Regions from separate parts of the Homo sapiens genome. Here region 2 is linked to region 1. A link is an interaction called in ENCODE POLR2A ChIA-PET data of the cell type or tissue named here. Cell type or tissue: OCI-LY7. All regions are shown on one strand. Links, peaks and the distances in the headings refer to the core of each region. The heading gives the core; the rest is flanking DNA.

What was found. Peaks named below come from ENCODE experiments on the same cell type or tissue, not always from the same donor. Only the 100,000 strongest peaks of a DNase experiment are listed, where the experiment ranks them.
Region 2: POLR2A ChIA-PET joins it to region 1 with 11 read pairs; 5 of 35 experiments call an interaction of 5 or more read pairs at or near these places.

The regions. Positions count from the first base shown.
Region 1 is chr7:155,649,431-155,655,233 of GRCh38, reverse strand. All of the region lies in intron 1 of RBM33 (RNA binding motif protein 33), which reads right to left. Among named protein-coding and RNA genes, the nearest start is that of RBM33, 7.7 kb to the right of the region's middle. In OCI-LY7, for the core only: no CTCF peak of the experiment used is centred there; a DNase peak (open chromatin) is centred at 2,863; H3K4me3 peaks cover 3,904 bases; H3K27ac peaks cover 4,000 bases.
Region 2 is chr7:155,299,875-155,305,677 of GRCh38, reverse strand. INSIG1 (insulin induced gene 1) reads right to left here. Exons shown (of 6, transcript NM_005542.6): 3 at 3,988-4,112; 4 at 3,261-3,427; 5 at 2,832-2,931. Among named protein-coding and RNA genes, the nearest start is that of INSIG1-DT, 3.8 kb to the right of the region's middle. In OCI-LY7, for the core only: no CTCF peak of the experiment used is centred there; no DNase peak of the experiment used is centred there; H3K4me3 peaks cover 1,016 bases.

The DNA.
Region 1 (5,803 bases), core at 802-4,801:
TAATATAATGGGGGGGAATTCTCCAATATCATACAATATGGTATGGCCACTGTGTATGTAAAACATACGTGTACACGTGTGCCCAGGATATAAGCCAAACTGCTACAATGGTAGTTATCTGTTCACACAGAATTAATTATGGATTTATGGTCTTCTTTATTCTTCCTTAAACTTTTAAAAAACTCATTTATTAGAGTAATAGCTTGATTATCTATACCAAACTAATACATGATCATTATGAAATATTATTGCAATACCTAAAAGCACAAAGATATTACAATCATCCCAAATTTCTCTGATAAAAACAATTGTAAAACTAGGAGAAGAACATCACCACCAATGTTTATCTGTGCACACATGTGAACATATAATGTGAGGACAAATAAAATTATTAAAAGAGGACAATATATAAAATTTTTAATGAAGTATTAAGTTTCATATTATGTAAATTTATCAGCAAAAAAGCAAATGAACTTAAATTAATGAATGACTTAAATTTGAGTAAAGATTCCAAAAAATATACACAATGTGATGAGGGCTGGGGAAAATCAAGTTTGGTTTGACACACTAGGTAATAACTGAGATGAAGGCTGAGAATAACTACATTTTTGTCAAGTAGATGGGCATTCCAGGGAAATAACAGCACAGAGGCTGAGTTCCACAAGCCTAGAGCACAGCAAGGAGTTCAGGTGAGTTGAAAGCACACTCATAGAGAGAAGTAGTCAGAAAGAAAAGGTGGTAAAGATTTGGGGCATTACTAGAAAAGCAACGTAAGAAATCTATACTTCATATGCAACACAGCCTCAGTTTAGGAAAGGTAATCTAGTAGCAAGAAGCAAGAACTAATTAATCGATAAAACATAAACAATGGTAAAACAAAGTAACTACAAACCAACCATTAAGAAAAAAAAATGTGGTTAGCATCACGGTGAAGAAACAGAAGGGAGAATAAGACAAATGCATGAACCAGAAACTGTCAATTTAGAAATTCCAAGGCATGTTGACTAACTGAATAGAACAAGGAAGGAGAAGTCAATGAAAACATCAGTATTTTGAATCTGGATTAGTTGTGGATTGATGGATATACGTGCTGGTTTATTTGAGGGTGGGGTAGAAGTTAATAAGTTTGGTTTTTAAAATGCTGCATGTGTATTATTACACTTCACTCAGCCATCTTTTGCAATATTTTTTAAAAGTTTGACTTGCTGACTGTACCAAATTGCACAATCATACTGCAATACCAACAACTCCATTCAATCCTAATACTAATCATCTGGAGTTCGGGCAGGCCCCACAGGTTAAGGGCTCAGTTTCACAAGGCTGCCCCACTTCAGATGCCAACTGCAATGAGGTGCCCAGGCTACTCACACTTCTCCCTGGCTGAAGTCTACAAATTCTGGGGTTATCACACCTCCCCCCATTGCTATTACTATAACAATTCACAGGACTCAGGAAAACACCGTACTTACTGTTACAGTTTATTATAAAGGATACAAATGAAGAGCCAGATGAAGAGGTACACAGGGCCAGTCTGAAGGGTCAGGGTGCACCACCCTCCCAGCACGAGGAGGTGCTCACCAACTCAGAAGCTCCCTAAACCTGATGATTAAATCACTGACTAATGGTGATTACCACCAATCTCCAGCCCCTCCCCTCGAGGGAGGCTGGGGGTTGAGCCTGAACGTTCTAACCCTCTTAACATGGGGTTAGTTTTTCTGACAAGCCCCCACCCCAAAGCTATCTAGGGCCCCCACCCCCGCTATAAGCCATCTCATTAGTGTAGAAAAGATAGTAAATTCAAAGGGTTTCCAAAGTTCTGCCGAGGGAACCTGGGCAGAAAAAAATATTCATTTTTTATCATACCACAGCATCCCCCAAAAGGGCATGTCCACCAGAACCTCAGAATGTGGCCTTATTTAGAAATAGAATCTATGCAGATGTAATTAGTTAAAATGAAGTCATTCTGGATTAAGACTGGCCCCTAAATCCAAGGACTGGCGTGGCAATTCCATTTCTGGGTATACACTCAAAAGAACTGAAAGCAGGCACTTGAAGACACATTAATATACTCAAGCTCCTATTAGTATTATTTACAATAACCAAAAGGTGGAAGCAACTCAAGTGTCTATTGAAGGATATATGGTTTAAAAAAAAATAGTATAGATATATAATGGAATATTATTTAGCCTTAAAAAGGAAGTTCTGACACATGCTACGACACTGATGAATCTTGAAGACATCATGCTAAGTGAAATAATGACTCAAAATCTTACAGGGCAAGCTAACACAAGAACCCTGTACAGCCTGTTTATATTCTTAATATATTCTGAGTCATTTCCCTCTGTTTTCCTTTAGAATACAAATACTTTTTAAAGTTCCAGTTCATAGCAGTCATATTAAACAGAACCAAGAAGAAAAAATGTGTCCCCATTAGTCCAGAACTTTAAAGGAAGAACAGCACATCCATGAAAGCCAAGGGGTAAAATATTAACTGAGCAAAACGAAAGAGGTCAATGACCTCCTTACCTGGAAAATCTCCTTCTAAGGCCTAAACATTGTACAAGACATTCTATTTTAATAGGGGGATCAATTTTCCTTCAAGACTGAAGATATCTACTAGATTTCTACAATTCTCTATCATGCAGCAATCAGACATCTACAGTTAACACAAACTTTTACTTACCATTCTATTTCTTCTTCTTTTCCAGAATCCTCGACTTGGATAAGATACCACATAGACTATTAGCTTGTGATAGGGTTCTAGCAATTATCTAATCTAAGGGTCAGCAAACCAAAGCCCATGGGCCAAGTAGGGCCTGCCACCTGTTTCTGCCCAAATTTAGCTACCACCCGTGTATGTAAATAAGCTTTTAATGGAACACAGCTATTCCAATTCAGGCATATATTGTCTATGGCTGCTTTCAAGGTAAACGGCGGAGTTCAGCACTTCCAACAAAACTCATCTGCCCTGCAAAGCCTAAAATATTTACTATCTGACCCTTTACAGAAAAAGTTTGCTGACCTTTGTATTCCAAAGGTTCTCAACCTTCTTTTTCCTCAATATCACACTCATGTATAATATGTTCCTAGTCCAAATCACTAATAGTCAAAATTCCTTATTTTATAGATGAGGAAATCCAGATCCTTTATTTAAATATTAACTACAAATCAGGTAATGTCCAATAACTTTCGAAGTGAACATATGAGCCTTACAGCATAACTAGTAAGTTCTGAATAGCCAAGCCAAATTTTCAGAAAGAGTTCCTACACCATGTTGCTTTAGAAATAATTTGTAGTCACTGTTTTAAAAATCTCCTATGTTACACGGGCCCCAGGAGAGGTTCTCCCTAAAATGAAGTTTTTATTTTGTTTATGAAGTGTAGTCCTCATTGGTCATTTGTTTGTCTTTCAACAAACTTTCATCATTCAGGGTTTAAAAATCAATCATAATAGAATTCCTGCTTGATATGAGATAGGACCCCTCCTATTATGGAAGTTATAAAGGCTTGCTCTATAAACTTGGGTAGCCGAGAAGAGGCAAGTGAGCTGAGCTCAGCCTACTGGATGTTCCCATCATGACTTAAAATCTATAGGAACTGACACTCATTTCTTTTCCCAGGAACCTAGACCCTTTTTTTTTTTTTTTTTTTTGGTGAGACAAAGAGTTTCCCTGTTGCCCAGGCTGGAGTGCAGTGGTGCGATCTCGGCTCACTACAACCTCCACCTCCTGGCCTAGCCATGAAGCCTTCTAAATGGCTGAGTTTAAGGGATGAAATGTCAAACAAAGAGGAGAAAATGTTGTTAAAAACTTCTAGAATGAAAAAAGGTCACATAAAAAATGATTAGGAATCAGAATGTCCTCAAACTTCTCAAGAGCAGATCTGGATGCCAGAAAACACAACAATACCGCCAAAAATCTTACAAAAATAAACTCAAATCTAAAATTCTGGACCCAACAAAACCACCAATCAAGTTGTGAAAATTAAAATTTCCTTCAGACTCAGGAGTCTCAATCTCAAAAAATTTACCTTCAACACACACACTCAAGAAGCTGTCGGCCAGGTGCAGTGGCTCACGCCTGTAATCCTAGCACTTTGGGAGGCCGAGGCGGGCAGATCACCTGAGGTCAGGAGTTCCAGACCAGCCTGGCCAACGTGGCAAAACCCCGTCTCTACTAAAAATACAAAAATCAGCTGGGTGTGGTAGCATGTGCCTGTAATCCCAGCTACTTGAGAGGCTGAGGCTGAAGAATCGCTTGAACCCAAGAGGTGGAGGTGGCAGTGAGCTGAGATCACACCACTACAACACTCCAGCCTGGGCGATAGAGCGAGAGTCCGTCTCAAAACAAAAACAACAACAACAACAACAAAAAGAAGCTGTGGCATTGCTTAACTCTATATCAATGTGGAAATCTGAACATAAAGAATAATTTTTCTAGGAAAATTTAAATGATCGTAATTGACTTTTCATCTTATAAAACTAAATAAATCAATAATAATACAGGAAATTGAAAAGATAACTTTTTTAAAGGGAACCAGACCCAAATGGCTCTGGAGAAAAGAGTTCTTCCACAGTCAATAACAGATTTTTACACCATCCCAGAAAATTTCACAACTCATTCTAAAAACCAACATATCATAAATAAAAGGATAGCACAAATGTACACACAAATACCAAGGAAGAAAACAGTAAGTCAGTCTCCCTTATGATCAGAGATAAATCCTAAAATGAAATCCAACAATATATTAAAAAGAACAAAATGTGGAGATCAAGATTTTGAACCCCAGAATGCATGCTTAGTTCAGCACTGGAAATCTATCAATAGATTACATTAAGAGATTAAAGAACAGGGGAAGAACACATAATCACAACAGATGCAGAGAAAGCGTTTCACAGCTCAGAGGCAGCACTGGGGATGGCAGTCAGTGCTCCTGGTGCAGTGATGCTAAAGGGGTCAATAAGAACCTGTCCTCAAAAAATTGTGATTGTGCATTGTGACCTGAGCTGAGGAATCAGCTCAGAGACCACCCCTTCAGAACTCTCTCAGAGCTAGAGCGGCATCCCAGGCAGTGCTTGTCAAAAGCATTTAAAGACATCCACTAACCAGGGTCACCTGGGGCAAGGGATGATGGCCAGGGTTAGCAACATACAAACTGAAAAGCCTGGGAAAGAAGAGGCTGAGGAGGAAAATATATGAAGGAATGAGAGTGTTGGGGGCTCCCATGTATAATGGGAAATCTGGAAGACCATGCATATGCTGAAGGCTGGGCACATGCTCAGAAAACAACTTGAAAGAACCCTAGATTTATACCTCTGGCTGATCTTTGAGCTACGCATATGCAGAAGGTGAGGCTAAGGTTGGGGTTATAGGTGGCCTGGATGAGCAATGAAGTAACGTAAGCACAGGAGTTTTTGTTTGTTTTTTGGTTTTGGTTTTGTTTTATTTGCAGCTCCAGCCATTTGAGGACATCTCCATCAGATCACTGGCTGGGCAATGATACAACACAATGGAGACATCAGTGACCACAGGAGACAAGGAATAGAGTCTCTTCATTTGGCAAGTCATTAAAAAACCAGACAACTGAAGGCCACAACAAGAAATATAGCAAACCCAGAAAAGGGGGGGGACATTCTGACTTCCAAAATTTCCACATCACCATATTTAAAATGTCCAATTTTCAGTCCCAAAACTGAGGGACCGAAAAAATCAAGCTAACATGATTTAATCAGTTACACAGGTGAATCATGTGGAATTGACTAACATAAATTAGGATACAATTATATTTTTTCAGATTCATACAGA
Region 2 (5,803 bases), core at 863-4,862, 350 kb after region 1:
ATCTGGGCGGGTCTGGTCCCGGTGCTGAACTGAGCCTCGGAATCTCTTCACCTTCAGACTGTCAACAACTTCACTCTCGTCATCTCCCTTCACAAAGCCTTACTTGGTGTAGGTTTCAACCTTAAACCAATAGCTCTTAGACACTATCCCTGGAACATTCAGCCACTTCCATTTTGTGAGTCAACAGTATGACAAGAGTGGAATGTGGGGAAGGCTGCCCTGGGAGAAAACACGCACCACGAATGCAACCTGGGGCACAGCCTGAGGAACGGATGCAGCAGGAGGGAGGGGACTGCACTGTGAAGCCCCTGGGCCATTTCCGGGGTTTGATGGATAGAAATGAGTTTGCAAATTTTGAAGTGAAAAAAAGAGTAACAGTTGGGATCCAGAGGTAAGGATTTAAGTATTTATGAATAAAAACAGTGGTAGGCGGGTTAGGCTTAGAACCTCAGAGGTCAGTTTCATGTGATAGCCCAGCAGGGAAGGGGATTAAGGTGGTGATCTCTCTTCTCCAGTTTTTTTTTTTTTTTTTGAGACAGAGTCTTGCTCTGTCACCCAGGCTGGAATGCAGTGGCACAATCTCGGCTCATTGCAAGCTCTGCCTCCCGGGTTCACGCCATTCTCCTGCCTCAGCATCCCAAGCAGCTGGGACTACAGGTGCCCACCACCACGCCTGGCTATTTTTTTTTTTTTTTTGTATTTTTAGTACAGACGGGGTTTCACTGTGTTAGCCAGGATGGTCTCGATCTCCTGACCTCGTGATCCGCCCGCCTCAGCCTCCCAAAGTGCTGGGATTAAAGGCGTGAGCCACCGCGCCCAGCCTCTCTCCTCCAGTTTTAAGATACGAGAACATCCAAACATTTTCCCCCAAGCTTAAAGAATAAAAAGGATGAAGAGAAAGCTGAAGTAAGGAGAATTATAATTACACCAACTATCCTATTTTGAGTTATCTTTAACATTTTTTTCTGTAAGCAAAGGAGCACAGCAGGGATTACTTAATGAAACTATCTTCAAAACGAAAATGTTTCCTCCAACCATTTCTAGATGTTTAGAACTTATGAATGTTGTGAAATTTCTACCTCCACCAAAATAATGCTTATTTCTTAAAACCGATTTAAAAAGCCTTGACATATAACAGCACCAACCTATCAAACAGAAATAACCAACTCTTTAAATGTTATTCAAGTTGTAGTTATAATGTGTAATTAGTCAATCTGGTTGAGGACAATTTTATTCTAAAAACCTTCTTAGGAATTCTCTCCCAAAGAGTACCGAAACAAAAATCTCAAAGCAAGAAAGCAATGATGGAGTTGCCAGCTCTCCTTTGAAGACTATTAACGGGGATGATGGCGAATGCATGAAAACAACATACTATTTCCATGTGGGACCATCCGACCAGATTTTTAATATTAAAAAAAGCAAGGCCAGGCTCACGCCTATAATCCCAGTGCTTTGGGAGGCCAAGGTGGGAGGATGGCTTGAGCCCACGAGTTCGAGCCCGGCCTGGACAAGGCAGGGAGATAACATCTCCACAAAAAGCAAAAAAGTTAGCCGGGTATGGTGGCATGTGCCTGTAATCCCAGCTACTCGGGACGCTGAAGCGGGAGGATTGCTTGAGTCCGGGAGCTCAAGGTTACAGTGAGCTATGATGGCACCACTGCACTCCAGAGCTCTGTCTCAAAAAAAAAAAAAAAAAAAAAAGGCAAGCAAAGTCCTTTCTTCTCCATCATGAGAAATTTGGCAGCAGAGAGTCAGTAACCAGTGGAAGACTGCAAATTCTACCTGTAATTACTTCTGGTTTTGTGAAACAGCCAAGTGGTCTTCAAATTCAACTCCTCACAGAAGGGTATCAGCTGGCAAAAATAAATGTACTGTTTTAAAAATAGCATGAGGTACTAAGATAAGTTTTCCCAGAGCTTATCTCCGAGAGCAACAGCTCTAGGTTTTTGTTGTTTTTTTTAATTTACTTTCTTTCAGCCTGCCAAAGTCAACTCAAAATAACATTTAAAAGTCCACCTCTATGTTTTTAAATTGAAGTGCTAAGATGTCAATTTTTAACTAATGAGAACTGCTAAAGCCATCCTGGAGTTCACTACCTTTCCGTCTCCCTCAGGGGGGCTGTGAGAGAAGCTCTGCGGGGTAGCACTGCTTTCTCCTGCAGCTGAGAACAGATGCAATGTTCAGGCAGGACAGTCCGTCTACATGGTGACCCGGCCACGTGCAGCGGTGCTCTCATCACCACTTCTCCATGCCCAGGGCCACCTGCCCCACAGAAAGGTGCTGCCTGCCTGAACCAGGCTGTCCCCTTGCCCACCCACATTAGTCCCTGCCCTGGCCCGAGACAGACTCTGCAGCCTCAGGCTCGATTTGCTTGACTGTGGACTAAGAGGCCAGCATCATCTGCATCCACTCTGATTTTGTGAAAAGAAACACTGGTGGACTGATGCTCAGGGAGCAAAGTATCACTGCATGAGGTCATCCAGATCTGCTTCCGATGGTGAAGGAGGAGGGGACACTCACACACCAGTCACTTTCTCTACTGCTTACTACAGAAATTTCAAGAATTCAGAACACTGACCACATCTGCAATTCAAAGGGGCAGTGCGAGGGCTCTAGTTCCTTTTCTAGATCAAATATTATGAATTTTTATAATTTAGCAAAGAATTACCTGGGTATCATTACCTATTTTTTTAAATATAAGCTTTTCTCAGTAGTTGTCACTCAAGTCTGAACCAGAATATATGAACGCAAATTTGAATGTATCATGTAAAGTCATTCTATCAAGGTAAAGAGACGCAAGTTTTAGAAGATAATATGATCATTTCACTTACCATAGCTAACTGTCGTCCTATGTTCCCCACCGTGACGCCTCCTGAGAAAAATATACAAGGGAGCCAAGAACGAATATAGAGGAAATCTGGGGATGTATACCTGGAGCGAGAAAAGAAACTGTACCTTAGCAGTCAATTTCACCTGGCTCAATTCTACATCACAGATTCTCTGTAGTGGGGATATGCAGAACGCATATCAACCATCCAATGTTACGAATGTTCATATTTGTTTGGTTGTAACTGCTACTACTTGGTTTTCCTTTGCGTTACATTAAGTTATGGATAGCAGCATTTTTGAGAATTTCATGCCTAAATCTGTATCATTCTATATAAAAAACAAATAAAATATGAAAATATCTAAGCTTAGTGGATGTTTTAATGAAAGTTAAGTAAGCTTTCCAAAGCCAATATTTGAAAACACACACTTACTGATAGACACCATTATACACGAGAAACTGCGTGATCAGCGTAGCTAGAAAAGCTATGGTGATCCCCAGCCCAAGGCCACTTCTGGAACGATCAAATGTCCACCAAAGGCCCAAAGATAGGGCTGCTAAAGTCAAGGACAGCTGGACATTATTGGCAAAATCCAATTTCTGGTGATATAAAAGTTAAGGAAAAGTTTGCTGACTCTTATTAAGATAAAAAAACGTAAAACCACAAGGGTTAAAAACATGGGTATTTTATTATTGTACCACAGATAATTCACTGTCCATAAAAACTGTGTAATAAGCTAAAGAAAGGATTTGTTGGATACAGGTTACAGTAATCATTAAGATCACCTGAAATCTCCCTGCCATCACTGAGTCAAAAACTTAACCATAAGAATAAACTTGCTGAAAGCTATATATAAAGTGCTTATATATATTTATATAAATATATATTTATTATATATATTATATATATTTAAAAATATATATAATATATATAAAAATATAAATAAATATATATTTATTTTGACCATAAAACAATATATTTTACTATGAAGTCATCGATAGCCCCATTCTTCTTTCTCTTTTTAGTAATCTGAAATGGGTAGGTACCACCATCATGTCTGTATTATGACATGGAGTCATTTGAGTATATAACAAAACAAAACGCTTCAATATATAACCTAAGAAGATACTCTGGACGTAGCACAGAAAATTAAGGATACAGCACTGGCGTGGTTAATGCCAACAAAAACTGCTATGCAGCGCATGACACTGGCCCATTCTCTCTTAAATTTGTGGGGTTCTCCGAGGTGACTGTCGATACAGGGGTACAGTAGGCCAACAACAGCTGTTTTAAAAAAGTTGACAATGTTAGAATACAGCAGATTCAAGTTCCAGAATTTCAACGTGGTCATTAGTAACACAGTACATTACTCAAACCAGTCCTTTTCCTAGAAAAAATTATCAGCTATAACTTCAGAGTGATTTTATATTCTTGTTCTCTTTGAGTACCACTCCCACAAAATTGTACTGTTTGGAAAAGTTTTTTAAAAATCACTATTATTTAGTGTAGTTGAACATGTCTCAGTAAACACAGGAAGGAATCAAGCAGGGATTATTCATATTAATATGAGCAATATGTAACCTTATATTTAATATCCACATTTGCCTAAAGCACACAGAACTTAAATGACTATGTAGTTCACCTTGTCTTTTCATCCGGTGTGATTTCTATCTTACAATAAAAAGGTTAGCATCTGTCCACACCCTGTCACATCACAGCTCTGACACTCCTGCCACCACCCAGTACTGGGGCTGGGCACGTGATGAGATACATATTTGCTGATGTGACTTTGACAGTCTGGGTCACATGCTCCTAGAGTGGCCCTGGAGTTGATTTTCGGGGGTTCTAGCATGTTCTGTACGAGGCACTGAGCACCTACTGTGCACACATGCACATGGGCAAGTACGGGGCGAGACAGCCCCACACAGGCTTCGCTTATTCTCCATCTGGTTCCCGCATGGTCAAGCCTCAAGCTGCGGAAAGAACACCAGACCAAGAAGAGAAAACTCAGCCTCAAATCCCAGCTTGCCCTCTGATGGGACGTGGCTCTGCATGTTTGTTTTCTCATGTGTAAAATTATAAGGATTATGTAACTGGGACACAGAGAAAGAGATCACTGTGGTCTGGAATAGTTATTCTTTATAGACACGAACTTGGAATTTGGACAGGTGGGAAGGAATGGCATTCCAAAAGAGAAGTAAAATGGCAAAGATGAAGGCAGGAATGAATGTCTGTAGGGGGGAGTGGGGTGCCGGCCCGTGGGGTTGGATGCTGGGACACAAGGGTCACTGTGTCCCAGGGCTCTTGAGAACCCTGCAATTGTTTCACCTCAGTGTAGTATGAAAGAAATATACATTTTAGGTTCAACTGAGAAACAAGAAACACAGTTTGCATCAAACATTCAGATAAAAAATGTTGTTTTCAATTTATTATACTTCATCAGGTTCTAATTTTGGAGTTCTGAAAAATGGACCCCCCAAATTAACTTTACTTCACTATAGCTTAATAAATAAATAGGTAAAAAACATACTATGAAAAATTTTACTTATGCTCTTGGCTGATGGTTTAAAAAAAAGTAGAATATGAGAGTATGAGAAATTGTCCAGATATTCCTAGAAACCCTTGAGGATCCAATTACAAATACTGAAGGCTAAACTATTTCATTTCTAAGATCAAGTTTTTGGTTAAAGGAAAGAAACTATTCTGCCAAATGTATATGAAACATGGAATTTTAAATCTAGATATAGTTCTCAAAAAATGTTCAATTAGTACAGCCACATAAAGTGTTTCGAAAAACGAAAGAGGATCCCGTCCCTCCGAGAACAAATATGAAAACATTCTACCCACTACTTAATAATTACAGACACCTGTCCTAGTTCTTCAACACGGAGCCCTCTGTTAATCTGCTACAAACCTCTCTGCTGCTTGCTGTTTTCAGTGAGTCAACTGAGGCAATGTGTTTCCACAGTGCAGGA